2 separate regions of the Homo sapiens genome follow, and region 1 is linked to region 2. A link is a contact called in ENCODE Hi-C data. All regions are on one chromosome and are shown on one strand. The core of a region is the stretch at or near the end of the contact, and the rest is flanking DNA. Distances in the headings are between cores, read along the strand shown. Region 1 holds the start of MREG (melanoregulin). Region 2 overlaps IKZF2 (IKAROS family zinc finger 2).

What was found. A loop is a pair of places that touch in the nucleus more often than their neighbours do. Pooled maps may share reads with other maps.
Region 1: a map with no recorded cell type shows a loop between it and region 2 (7-fold over the local background). The contact joins the promoter of MREG here to the enhancer-like site in region 2. A Hi-C loop is called at or near these places in 10 of 37 single-sample maps with no recorded cell type and 6 of 50 pooled maps.

The regions. Positions count from the first base shown.
Region 1 is chr2:216,012,161-216,018,452 of GRCh38, forward strand. MREG (melanoregulin) reads right to left here and starts at 1,391. Exons shown (of 5, transcript NM_018000.3): 1 at 1,073-1,391. The coding sequence starts at 1,167. RefSeq lists enhancers at 446-1,213, 3,838-3,917 and a silencer at 1,186-1,595.
Region 2 is chr2:213,016,707-213,023,645 of GRCh38, forward strand. IKZF2 (IKAROS family zinc finger 2) reads right to left here. Exons shown (of 9, transcript NM_001387220.1): 7 at 5,287-5,424. Among named protein-coding and RNA genes, the nearest start is that of MIR4776-2, 94 kb to the left of the region's middle. Within about 2 kb of position 5,690, at least 3 of the 41 ENCODE cell types and tissues checked have a DNase peak (open chromatin) inside an H3K27ac peak, as active enhancers do.

The sequences.
Region 1 (6,292 bases), core at 141-2,640, 3.0 Mb after region 2:
CTTGAAAATAGCTTTTGGGAAGGAGGAGCAAGGATAAAGGTCACCACTTGAGGGAGGGTTGGAGCCAATGAGTGGATTATTCCCACGGCCGCAAGGAGTGTACACTGTTTAATGTACTGGAAAATCAGAGTGGACAGGCAGGAAGGGGTTATGTAAGATCTCCAAAGTCAAGGGGGTGTTTGGACTTGATAGAGTAAGAAAAGGTAAATCATTCCTTAGAAAAAGTTGTGCAAGCTGTATTACGTGAGTTTCATACTTCAAAAGAAAGAAACCCTGGCTTTAGTATTTGCTTACTCAACCCTGGAATTCCACCTGAAATACTGTTTCCTAATTCCATTTTAAATATTCTGTTTCTGTCATGTCTACCCCTGAGGCATGACCTAGTCCAGCCTCGATTTCAGCAAACTCAAGATAGAAAATGATTGCTTAAAATCACAGCCCTGAACAAAACTGGGCTGGTATGGTCTCTTCACAAAGCCTCTTAGCTTATTGCTAATGAGCATTACATTTCCTCACACTTCATAGCTTAACCTGTAATGAATCAACATCCTAGTGAATAGGCTGCCCCTTGATGAAACATGCATTTTTTTCATGTGAAAAATATTTCCTTATACTCAGTCACTGGAATCGTCTTCGTTGGGTAATAAAATTGAATGAGAAATAGACAACTTTTTTGCTGAGTGGCACAGAAATCCACAGTCGCCCGTTTCACTGTAATATACCGATCAAATACCCAGTCACAGTTGTATTTTATCAGACCCCTATGGAAACTTCTGATCAACTTCTCTCCCTTACTTCCCTGCCCAGGTAGGACACCCGAATTCTTGGCACTTTGCACAGACATCCAGCTGGGTCTCAGGTGTCTCCGAAGATTTGTGCTTTTCGGCAAAAATCTTACTCAAGGAACAAACCCAAAACATCCCATAAGGAACCAAGGGGCTGAGATGGCGCCTCCGCGTGCCCTTCCAGCAAGCCCACCTCCCCAACTCACACAAGCACACAGGTGTCCACACTCTCGGCGCCCGGCTACGGCCCAGGTAAGCCCAGATCCCGGCCCGGGCGGCGCACCCACCTGACGAGGGGCTCCTTCTCAGGCAGGGCGCGCTCCTCCAAGCACTCGCACCCGCAGCAGCAGCACACGGTTCTCAGCCAGTCCCTCAGCCCCATGGAGAGCGAGGGCCCCCACCGGCGCCGGAAGCCTGGGGCCGAGTCGCCGCGGCGAGCGATCGAGGCTGGGGCGCGGCCACCGCGCCAGCGTCCAGGTGCGGGGACAGCGGCAGCCCGGGCGTCGCGGGCTGGTCCGCGCGCATCACGCCGCGGCCGGGGACGCGGGCGAGGGCTGCAGGCCGCGCGCCCTCCTCTCCTTGCGTTTTGTTTGGGGCGTGAGTTTTCTTCGGGCTTTTTTTCCCCTCTTTTAATTCCCCGAGCGCAATTTGGGGCGCATGCGTCCACGAGACGCCCCGCTACCGCCCTCTAAGGGTGAAGCAGGGACTCCAGCCAGTCCTCAAAATCCCAGGGCACCGGAGGCTGGCAGCCGGGCTGGGGGAGGGCGGGGAGGGGAAAGCCCTGGAGCCACAGAGCACGAGGTTGGGCTGAATCTATTCGTACCTTTTATTGGCTTCACTGCGCGAGGAAATTAAAGATCCTCCCCCACCCCTACAGGCCTTCAAAGCAGAGTTTTGGGCATGTTTTTGATGTCAGCTCCACACAGAGTAAAAGTTACCAAAAGAGCATGGATTGATGCATATCGGCGTAGGGTTTTTTTTTAAATAATATATTTACAATGATTTGAAAAATTGTTTTCAAACCTCCTAGTCCTTAAATAGCCCCTATTTGTGAGGCAACCACTTGTGAGTTTCCAGAGCTATTTATATATAGTTGTATTTATTTGTGCTTGTACAAACTTGTTAATATATGTGCCTGTCCTCATCCCTTTGACCCAAACAGCGGCATACTCCACACATTTCTGCACCTGGCTTTTTTGACTCAGTGTATCATGGAGGCTGTCCCTTGTCAGCGCGTGGATATCCTCCTCTCATTTTAACAGTTGCATGCTAAGCAGTTTTAAGGATGCCCACATGTTACTTACTCAGACCCCTATTGATGGACATATGGGTGGATTCCGGCCTTTCATTATTAAGATAATGCTGCAGTGAACATTCTTGAACCAAAGTATTTGAACACGTCTGCAAGAATGTCTATTGGATAGGCCGGGCGCGGTAGCTCAAGCCTGTAATCCCAGCAAGTTGGGAGGCCGACGCGGGCGGATCATGAGGTCAAGAGATTGAGACCATCCTGGCCAACATGGTGAAGCCCCGTCTCTACTAAAAATACAAAAATTAGCCGGGCATGGTGGCGGGCGCCTGTAGTCCCATCTACTCAAGAGGCTGAGGCAGGAGAATTGCTCGAACCCGAGAGGCGGAGGTTGCAGTGAGCCGAGATCACGCCACTGCACTCCAGCCTGGGTGACAGAGCAAGACTCCGTCTCAAAAAAAAAAAAATAAAATTAAAGATATATATATCTATTGGATAAATGTTTGGCAGTTGAATTGCTGGGTCATTGGTCAGGTGCCTTTTTAATTTTGATGGATCTTGCCAAATTGCTCCCCAAAGAAATAATCCGAATTTACTCTCTGACCAGCAACATATGAAAGTATCTACTTCCCTATACCCTCGCCAAATGCAAGGTTCAATCTAAAGTTTTGTCTTTTCCAGTCTGATTTATTCAACAAATATTTATGGAGCATCTCATCTGTTATGTGCTGGGTATTTTCTAAGAGCCGGGAATAAAGCAGTGAATGAAACAAATACAAATCTTTACTCTAATGGAGCAAACGTTCTAGTGGGAAGTCAGACAAAGTATTATTCAATATGTTAGGAGTCCATATGTACTATGGAGAAAAATAAGGCAGGGAAGGGAATAAGAAGTGCCAGGGAGAGCGGGGTGTGTGTGTGCACGCGTGTGTGTGCGCGCGTGCGTCTGTGCGTGCGTACGTGTGCGCGCGCGCGTGCGTGTGTGTTCGTGTATGTGTGCGTGTGCGTGTGTGTGTTGGGTGGAGGGGAGTGATGCCTGCACTTTTAAATGAGGTGGTCAGGGAAGGCCTCGCTGAGACTGTGACATGTAAGAAAAACTTGAAGGAGGTGAGCAAGCTAGCCATGATATCGCCAGGAAGAGTATTTCAGGCGGAGTGAATATGGGCAAAACCCCAGAGGAGGGAGAATGAACTATAGGGTACCTGTGGGAGAATATGGACTCTAGGGGCCCTAGAGAGAAGGGGGCCATGGAAAGGGAAGAGTTATAGGAGATAGCGGAACACGGGACGTTGCAGGACATTGATTGCAAGGACTCTGGATTTTGCTCCACATGAGCTGAGAAAATCTTCAGAGGTTTTTGAGTAGAGGGAACGATATGGTCTAACTGAGATGGTAATAGGATCCAATGGCTGCTGTCTTGAGAAAAACCTAAGTGTCAAGGGAGATGTATATGGAGGCCATCCTAAAGGTCCAGGTGACAGATGACAGTGGTTTACACCAGGGTGGTGGGTGGTAGCAGTCGAGGTGGTAAGGAACGGCTGGACTCTAGCTGGAATTTGAAGGTAGAGCCAACAGGATATGCTGAAGGATTGTAAATAGGGTGTGAAAAGAAAAGAAAAAAGTGAGTCCCAAGTTTTGGATTTATAAACTTGGAGGCTGAATCTCCACTGGCTGAGATAGAGGAGTGTGGGAGGAGCCGGTTTGGAGGGTGAGGAGGAGGAGCAAGAGCTTATGAAAGTGTCAATCCTCATGGGCGGTGTATTATTTTTAAAAGTGTCTTACTACACATAGGTTTGTCCTGTTCCAGCTACAGTGTGAGGCTGAAGGGACTTATCAAGTACATAATTCATTGAAAGGCTACGAAGGGATAAAGAAAAATAACAGAAGGTCCCTGCAGCCTCTGGCTTAGCTGGGGAGACAGGATATGGACCCATCATGAAACATTAACAGGATGTGACAGAGAACCAGCTGTCACCAGACAGCACAGGACTGTGTTGTCATGCCCACACCATGTCGCTTACCACTTGCACCTGGTGCCAAGATGGAGGCTGAGTGTGGTTTTACAAAGCACACTTCCTACTGGCTGGAAAATCCCCTGGTAAAAATGACTGTATTCTGAAATTGGATTTTGGATTTTGAGATAATCCACCTAGGTTCAAATAGAAAGTGGGTAAAGGAGGGTCCCAAAATGTGAACTCAGCTAGCAAGAAAATGAAAACTAGGGACTGACAGCTACTAGTAACTATTTGAGTTGGATTTGCTGAGAATGGAGAAATTGGAGCATTCAGCTCCTGGAAAATATAAGTGCTGTGCCCCATTACTAACTTTGATTTTTAAACATGTCACTTAATTTTTCTGAACCTCAGTTTTCTAATCTATGAAATAGAGGTGACAAGTCTTACCCTATTTAACACAGTTGTGAGACTCAAATGAGACAGTCTTAAAACCTTTATAAAGCCCTGAAGAAATATCAGAATTCAATATTATTAAACAAATTCAAATAATATAGGCCCGTTTGGGGAAATGTCAGCTCCAGCACTACTTGGCTTGCATATGACATTTGTACCTCTGCAATATACAGGCATCTTTTATGTGGTTTGTTTCAGACAGGATATTTATAGAAAGCCACAGAACTACATCTATTTAACAAACTTGATCAAGAGGTTAATGTCCTGCCTTGCTAAGGATCACATCAAATGTTTGCCAACTGTAACAGTTACTAACATTTTTAAAATTAATTTTAAGTTCTAAAACTTCTAAATGAAATAGTCTTCTAAAAAATTGGAATATTACAGCTCAGATTCCCTCTGTTGACTATCCACAACCTAATCCCCTTTCTACCTCCACCCTCCACATCCCCCCGGGTAACCATTATTATCAATATGGTACAAACCTTTTTCTGGACACATAAACACATATGTGTACTTGTGATGTAGCATCATTGTGTGTGCTGTTATTGTTAGTGAGTTTTGTTTTGTTTTGTTTATCTAAAAGGCGTGCAGCATCTATTTGCAAGCTTTTTCTATTTAATAATATGTCTTGGAGAGCAATCCTTGTTAGTATACTAATACTACCTCATTCTTATTAACTGATGTGAGTCTTCTGTTTACTAGGTTTTTAGGGATTTTTAGATCAGTTTTTCTTAGCATTCCTCTTCCCGGAATTTTAATGCCTTCACTATTTCCTTGATAAATTACAACTTTGATGGGAATAAAAACGTGACCAAACTCTCCAGTTTCACATTCAAATATGGTAGCTGAGATCACATTTTGACAATCCTATTTCAGATATCATTCACAGGGCAGCAGCAAGTTTCCCCTTTTTTAGAGTGGCGCTAGATGGTTCCTACTGCCTGAGTTGAAGCCAACACCGCCAACCACATGCAGCAGCATCTGACTTTTACCAAGAGCCCTCTGGGCACCTGATGTCCGGGAAGTAGGCAGTCCCCTGCCATCAGTGACTCACAGACCCATCAGCTGCTTGTTTCCAAGGCAGACCTGCTGGCTCCTATTTTCAGATTTCCCCATAGCAGGGGAAACTCTACAGTCTGGTTTGAAAACAACTAGTAGAATTTGGAGGCCCCTCTCTTTAAGAATTTTTTTACGACTTCTGGGAGTTAGAGGAAAAAGCACAGGCAGGGAGGAAAAATTAGAAATTCAAAACACTGAAGCTCCGCCCAGGCACGGTGGCTCATGCCTGTAATCCTAGCACTTTGAGAGGCCAAGGTGGGCGAATAACCTGAGGTCAGGAGTTTGAGACCAGCCTGGCCAACATGGTGAAACCCCATCTCTACTAAAAATACAAAAAAAAAAAAAAAAATTAGCCATGAGTGGTGGTGCATGCCTGTAATCCCAGCTACTCGGGAGGCTGAGGCAGGAGAATCACTTGAACCCAGGAGGCAGAGGTTGCAGTGAGCTGAGATCGCACCACTGCACTCCAGTCTGGGCGACAGAACGAGACTCCACCTCAAAAAAAAAATTAAGCTCCAATGCCACATCATGAACACATTCCACCAAAAAGTTGTGCTTAGACAACATAGCATGAGCTGGTATCATTCAGTTATTTGTTCTACAAAAATTTATTAAGTCAGGAACTGGGAATACAATGGTGAACTAGAATGTAGGGTCCATTCATGGAGGCAGGGATTTTGTTTTGTTCTTTGCAATATCCCCAACGCCTAGAACAGTGCAGACCTTGCCATACGACAACATCTAGAACAATGCACGCACATAGTGGGCACTTAACAAATGTGCTGAAT
Region 2 (6,939 bases), core at 4,440-6,939:
TAAAAACATAATTCCATTAGATCACTGTTTCATCACGTTGATAACCATAACGGCAAAACCATAAGTGTATTCCCAATGTATTCTTTTGAAAAACCAAACAGTTCACCCAAATTCAAATTCCAAGTCTGAGGGACCTAGGTTAGATCACATGTCTAGCTCCTGAGCAGGAGAGGGCAGAGTACCTGGACTGAGGGTCCCACCACAGCTACATGCAACAGGAAAGTTCTCTAAAGGTAAATGGGCACTCTTGTTATCAAGAGAAGGAGGAAGGGATGTCAGGCAGGCAAAAACAACAGATGTCTTCTATATTGTTGCAAATTTTCTCCGTGTTACCCGATCTAAAAAAAAAACTTTACAGTTATCTTAGTTATTTTCTTGACAGCATTTGGCAGTGCTGACACTTGCTTTGGCTTCTGTGAAATCACTCTTTCCATGTTCCTACTCTGCTCTTACTCATCTTCATGAAATTTTTTTCCTGCTAGTGTGTTCTTGGCCTTCTTGATGTCTCACTCTGTACTTATCCGTATTGCCTTATTAAAAACTACTACGTTGGGCCACTACATAAATTATGATGGATCCTGCATCTTTGTTTCCTACTCAGACCCCTCTCAAGAGCTTGAGATCTATATATTTAACATCTTCCTAGACAGTTTTATTTGCCTATTTCATGGAGACATAAAAGAATATAGTAAAAGAAGTAAAATCTCCATTTACCTTTCTTTCTTCTATTTTCCTAATTACCATATCACTGAATGACACTACTAATTACCATATCACTGAATGACACTACTATTTACTCCATCAGCCATGCTGGTCACCTGTGGAAAATCCTAGATTTCTTCCTTTCATCCAGTCTTCTGCCTCTCCTCCTCCCTACCACATCTCTTTACAAACACACATGGAGGTACCCCAAGTGTTTTAGATGCTACATTGGTAGTTGTTCACATATGTTGTTCTTTCTGCAGGAAACACCCTTCTCCATTTATTAGTTCACATTTTTGCTTTTTAAAACTAAGCTCAATCCCGGGAAATTCCTCTTGGATGTTCTGCTGATTTAGGTATGTCCTCTCTGTCTCCATAATGCTTATCACATAGTACTATAATTGTTGTTTTACTGGTCTATCTTCCAATAGCTGGTAAATAACCTCAGGGGTTGCATTCTGTTGTATTTGTGTCTCTAATACCTTTTATGATACAAGAGAGATATAATATTCAATGGATGTTCACTGAATGATGTCACCCAATAGAAATAAGTCAAAAAAGCTTATTCCAAAGTTTGGGGGTGCCCAATAATGCCTCTATACTGTGAAAAAGAACCTCCCTTTCCTAAACAATTCAAAGCATAAACCTAACAATATATATAGATTTTAAGCTGGCTATCCTTCTGCTTTGCACTTTCATTTTTGTCTTTAGGTTTAGGTAAAACAGGTAATAACATAGTTTGATTTTAAAGCTTTTCCTTCAAGCTAAGCAGACTTGAAAAAGCAACATAAAGATAATATTGAACAAGATAATCTGCCATAAAACCTAATTAAATAAGATAAATAATCTGCCCTAAAACCCAATAAAATAAATAAGCTCATCAAACCCAATTAAATAATTTAATTATATAAATAATCTGTCATAAAACTCAATTATTATTTCCAAAACTATGAGTCATGATATTCCTCCTTTTTCCTCAAACTCAATCAACTTTTCTAAGACCATTTTATTCTACCTCCTAAATATGTCTTCAATATTTCACCTTGTTCTCTTCTGCAGTTGCCTCTTCATCTTTTTCTTTTTGGCATTGTCATTTCCAGTCTCTCCTCACACCATACCCCCTGCCCCAGGTAGGCATTTATCATGTATCCTCATTGGAGACATTTTTCTTGATTTGATTACCTCATTAATAACAAATTTGGTTACCCTAGTGGCCCCCCATCAGTTACACAATGAAATTCAAACACTAGCTTAGCAGAGAAGACTCTGTCTTTGCATCACAACCTACTAATTCAGAAGCTTCATTTCCTACCACTCCTTAAACTGCAGTTACACTCAACATCAGGGAAGCTGTTAATTATCTTTTATATCTCCAAGCCTCTTTTTCTCCTTGAATATACATTCTCTGTATCCTGCCTGATATATGCAATTTTTACTCATCCCTCATGTTTGGATTGAACACTCCTGCATGTAAGAAGCCTCTCTTGACTTTTCCAGAGTTAGGTTAATTCTACATCTATGTTCCCAGAGAACTGTGTATGCATCCTTATTAGAGCTTTTGTTTCATTTTATTTTATTTTTTTAAAGTATGTATTTCCTACCAGACTATAAAGTAAGTGTATTAAAAGACTGGGTCCATTTATTTTTATACCCCAGAATGTTCTATATAACTTGGCACATAGTAAGCTCTTGATAAATGTTTTCTGAGTAAAGTGAAAATGCCTCTTTTCCTTTAAAAAATTCCATACTAGAAGAACAACACAGGGAAAAACATGTTTTAGAAAAGAAAGACTAGGAAATATAACTATGTCAGATATTTTTTAAAAACAAGTAATAGTTAAATCATTTCATGGAGCTAATGGCAACCAAAATGACAGCAACTCTCATATCTACCACAAAAAAGGAAAACAAATAAATAACATACAGCAAGAGAAGGGAATAGATATAAGTTTCATCATGGTTCTGTTTAAAAAGAGACATATGCCAAGCTATTTATATGAGACGTATGTTAATGATGAACTCTAGCAGCATTTTACAGAACCATGTTTTTCTCTTACAGTATTTATCAACTCCTACCTCGTATGGCCAATTTCCCATTAGGCATGTTAACAACAGATAGAGGAGATTAAGGATAATCTCAAATTATTGTTATAACAAACCCAGAAAAAGTATGGTATGAAATGGCATGAATGTAAACTTATGTGGTTAAAATGATATCCAGTATTTAAGAATATTTGTTTCTATAAATGGTATCAGAAGCTACCCTCAATCCCTTCTCCTCTTTGGTTTTACCCTCTGCTCTACCTACCCAGTGCCCCTACCCCTTTCCCACTTTCCCCCACTTGGTTCCAGCTTCAGCACCACCTGTAAAGGGCCTGTGCCTACGGAGGGCTAAGCAATCTGGGGAATAGGGGGTAAGACTGAGGCCCCAGTTGTTTAGGGGACATATCTTTGCTTCTCTCAAAATATACTTGTTTAAATTTTTCGTTAGCATTTGATTCTCTAAAAGTTCAATCTGCCAACAGATAATTCAATGTTGATTATAATAATTTATTTACATTTTACCTCCCTATTACCATATAGTCTTTTAGGAGTATGTATGCAATACAGAATTCCATAAATAACTAGGAATGCAAAAATAATAAATAAAGTTGGAAATGCATAACGCCATCAAATGTCAGAACTGCAATGGGAGAATATAATATAGAAAAACTAGTAGCAATGCCATAAGGTGTTTTGGGGAAGATTTGGTATTCCCCCAAGCTTCCATCAGCTTCCAGCCTCAATTTACCCTTAAATCCATCAATTTAAATAGTAACAGTGTATTTGGTCAGCAAATGAAACTTCTAATGCTTAAGTTACTGCTGGTAAATAACAAATTTATAGGGAATAGCACATTTACTGTTATTCAGTTATTTAATGTTCTCAAATGTTAACAGTAAAGCAAACCATTTATTGGGCATTTATTACATATCCAGTCACATTTAATCCTCAAACCCAGCCTATGAGTGACACACCCAGACACGAAGTAGCCAGAGCAGGTTTGGCAGACTCCGAGACGCACCATTTTGTAATCTCTATGTTCCAGATCCTATGCTATCATCATCAGCCCAGGTAATGCAAGCTTGAAATATCAAATTTACCAAGACTTGATACACAGATAGGTTTGTAAAAAATGTTAATGATGATAATATAAAAATAAATGGACTTGATCACAAATCAATAGAATTAGATTCTTTAGATTATAGAAACTAGAAGGAAATGCTTCAGTTGTTCAGGATAACAAGAAAATTTTAAATTAAAAAAATTCCCAACTCAACAACACATAATCACTAGCTGTCCAACAAACACAGTTCCATAGTATATACTCTATAAAACAAACAGAAAACCCCAGAAATAATCCTTGACCTGGCTATGTATAAGCCAATACATAGATATTTATATTTTAAAAGTGACTGTCGCAATCCCCAACTATACCATTTAATACTGGGCAAACCTTTTTTAAATAAAAGATATACAAGTGGCCAGGTGCAATGGTTCACACCTGTAATCCCAGAACTTTGGGAAGGCAAGGCGGGCAGCTCACCTGAGGTCAGGAGTTTGAGACCAGCCTGGCCAACATGGCGAAACCCCGTCTCTACTAAAAATACAAAAACTAGCCAGGCCTGGTGGTACATGCCTGTAATCCCAGTTACTTGGCAGGCTGAAGCAGGAGAATCGCTTGAACCGGGGAGGCAGAGGTTGTGGTGAGCTGAGATCGTGCCACTGCACTCCAGCCTGGGTGGCAAAGTGAGAGTCCATCTCAAAAAAAATAAAATAAAATAAAAAATAATTTAAAAAAATAAATAAAAGATATACATGTACTAATAAGTTGAGATTTTTGTCTTTGTATAAATAAAACTTATCAGTAGACAAATCTAATTAGTAAGACAAGATAGACATTACAAATCTTAAGAACTGAAATTCATTATTTTCCTATATAAGGCTGATTATTAAAATTAACTTTTCAGGAACAGAGAATTATTCATTGATAAACCTTAGGGATTGCCTTCCTACCTGCCGTAGTGTATTTAGAGATCAGGATGTTTTGCTTGGAGAATGTTTTTTGTGGAGAGAGATGGTGTCTAATGTTGGTCTAGATTGTTTTGCACATTGTAGAAAGCAAAATCAGTAATTTCTCATAAAAATTAAAGGGCCGATTGGAGAAATTTCAAATTATATGACTGATCACTTACCTGAGATGAAAATATTCAAATAACCAATTCATTCTTTTAGGCAGCCTACAGACTAATGTGGAATCAGCTCTAACTATCTGGTTAGAAAAATGAAAAAGAAGAGTAAATAGTACCTTCCTTTGGTATATGAAAGGTTGGTTGTCATTATTATGCTAATTCAAACATTATCAGAAATAATTTGGGAGTATTGCAAAATTTCAATACAGATTATTTGCAATGTATCCCAAAGCTCAACTCATTTAAGTTAAAGTGATCTAAAATAGTTTTAAACAGCATAAGATTTTATCTTCATGTTGAACTACAAAAGCAGTAGGGGGAAATAAAAATGATGAATCCAGTTTCTACCCACCATGGTGACTCATGACCTGCCCAGCAGCCTCCATGCTGACATTCTGGAGATAGTTGTGGCAGCGTTCCTTGTGCTCCTCCAGTGAACTGCGCTGCTTGTAGCTTCGTCCACAGTAGTTGCACTTGTGAGGTTTACCCACTGTGAAGAGAACTCAAGGTCAGTGTGCTGTTAGTCTCATCAACATTCAAAGCAAAATCAATAGCTAACTTTTGATAGTCTGGAGGAAGCACTCATATAATTTTCAGACTTAAATCTCTTCCTCCTTTACATTCCAATTTTGGTAAGAAAAGATAATACATTTCTACCAAGACAAAGACAAGAAGACAGGTGGATCGTACCTCTGGCAACAGGGGAAATACTGAATCAAATTCTTGCTCTGACTGTATTCTAGACCTTGAGGGCCTGGTGATCAGTCTTCAAATTATCTCACTCTTAATACACTGACTCTCAGCTTTGACTCATTCAAGACAAATCAGGAGTATCCTAGATACATCAAGAGTTGTGGTTTTTTTTTGTTTGTTTTCTTTTCGGGTAAGGGCAGAGAATTTTACAGAAGAAAACTTAAAATGCAACAACTTGAAATGTCACAGTTTAATAAAGAGATTATTCTTGGGTACCAAGAAGATTAAAAAGAACTCAAGTGGTGAGAAAAAGTACAGATGAAAGTAGAGTTTCCTTTCCTTTCACCTTGGTAACAACTATTCACACATGCAAAATTTTGTGGCAGGTAAGTATATTCTCCCTCATCAGCTTTTATAATACCAAGAATTAACCTACTAGGTGCTTTGAGTCAGGATTATTACACAATATGTAGTTACAAAATGACAGTAATATTTTCCAAAACATCTCACATTAAGGAAATGAATTATTCCCTAATAGCTAGGGAGCCATTATCTCAGTGTCATTATCTCAATACATCTGTTAAAATACTAAGATGTTCAGTTAAAAAAAACCTTAAAAAACAAAGAAGAAAAATATAATCTCTATGGAAAGAAGCATGTTTTAATGCATGACTCTTCATAAGGACATCACAGAGCACTTTGACTCTTGGTTTTGAATGAATACAGAACAACATAAAACCCCAGGTGGTCTGTGCCAAAGCCCTCAATAGTAAAGCACCGTGTGATCCAGGCCCGTGTCTCTATTTGACTCCCAGAGGAATTATTTAGTTTTGCTCAGAGAATAACAGACAACTCTTTTTCATGACCAAAGATAGCATCCCTAACTCCAGTTAACTTATAAACCCATGCTATGACACTGGTCACAAGAGGAACTGAAATACTATAACAAGGCAAGGTATTCATGGCTGCCTGAAAGTTTCACTGTACTGATGAAAAAGAAAGCTACACCAAACCTTTAGATTGTAATTGAGGTACACATAAATTAAGATCAGTTATTTCATAATCATAATTGTTTGTAAACTATCATAAAAGTTATTTATGGAGTGATTATTCATTTTTTTAAAAATGCTTGGCAAACCAGCTTCTATTTTTTGGAACCATGGATTTCTGGGAAGTAGCTGAGAATACTGTGCAGAACTTGTATCACCATGTGACAGCATTAAAAATACAAAAAATAAGTTTTGCTGAAATCATCTAGTGTAAATACTATAAATAAATTTACATGTAATTATGTTCCAAGATATGGGACTAC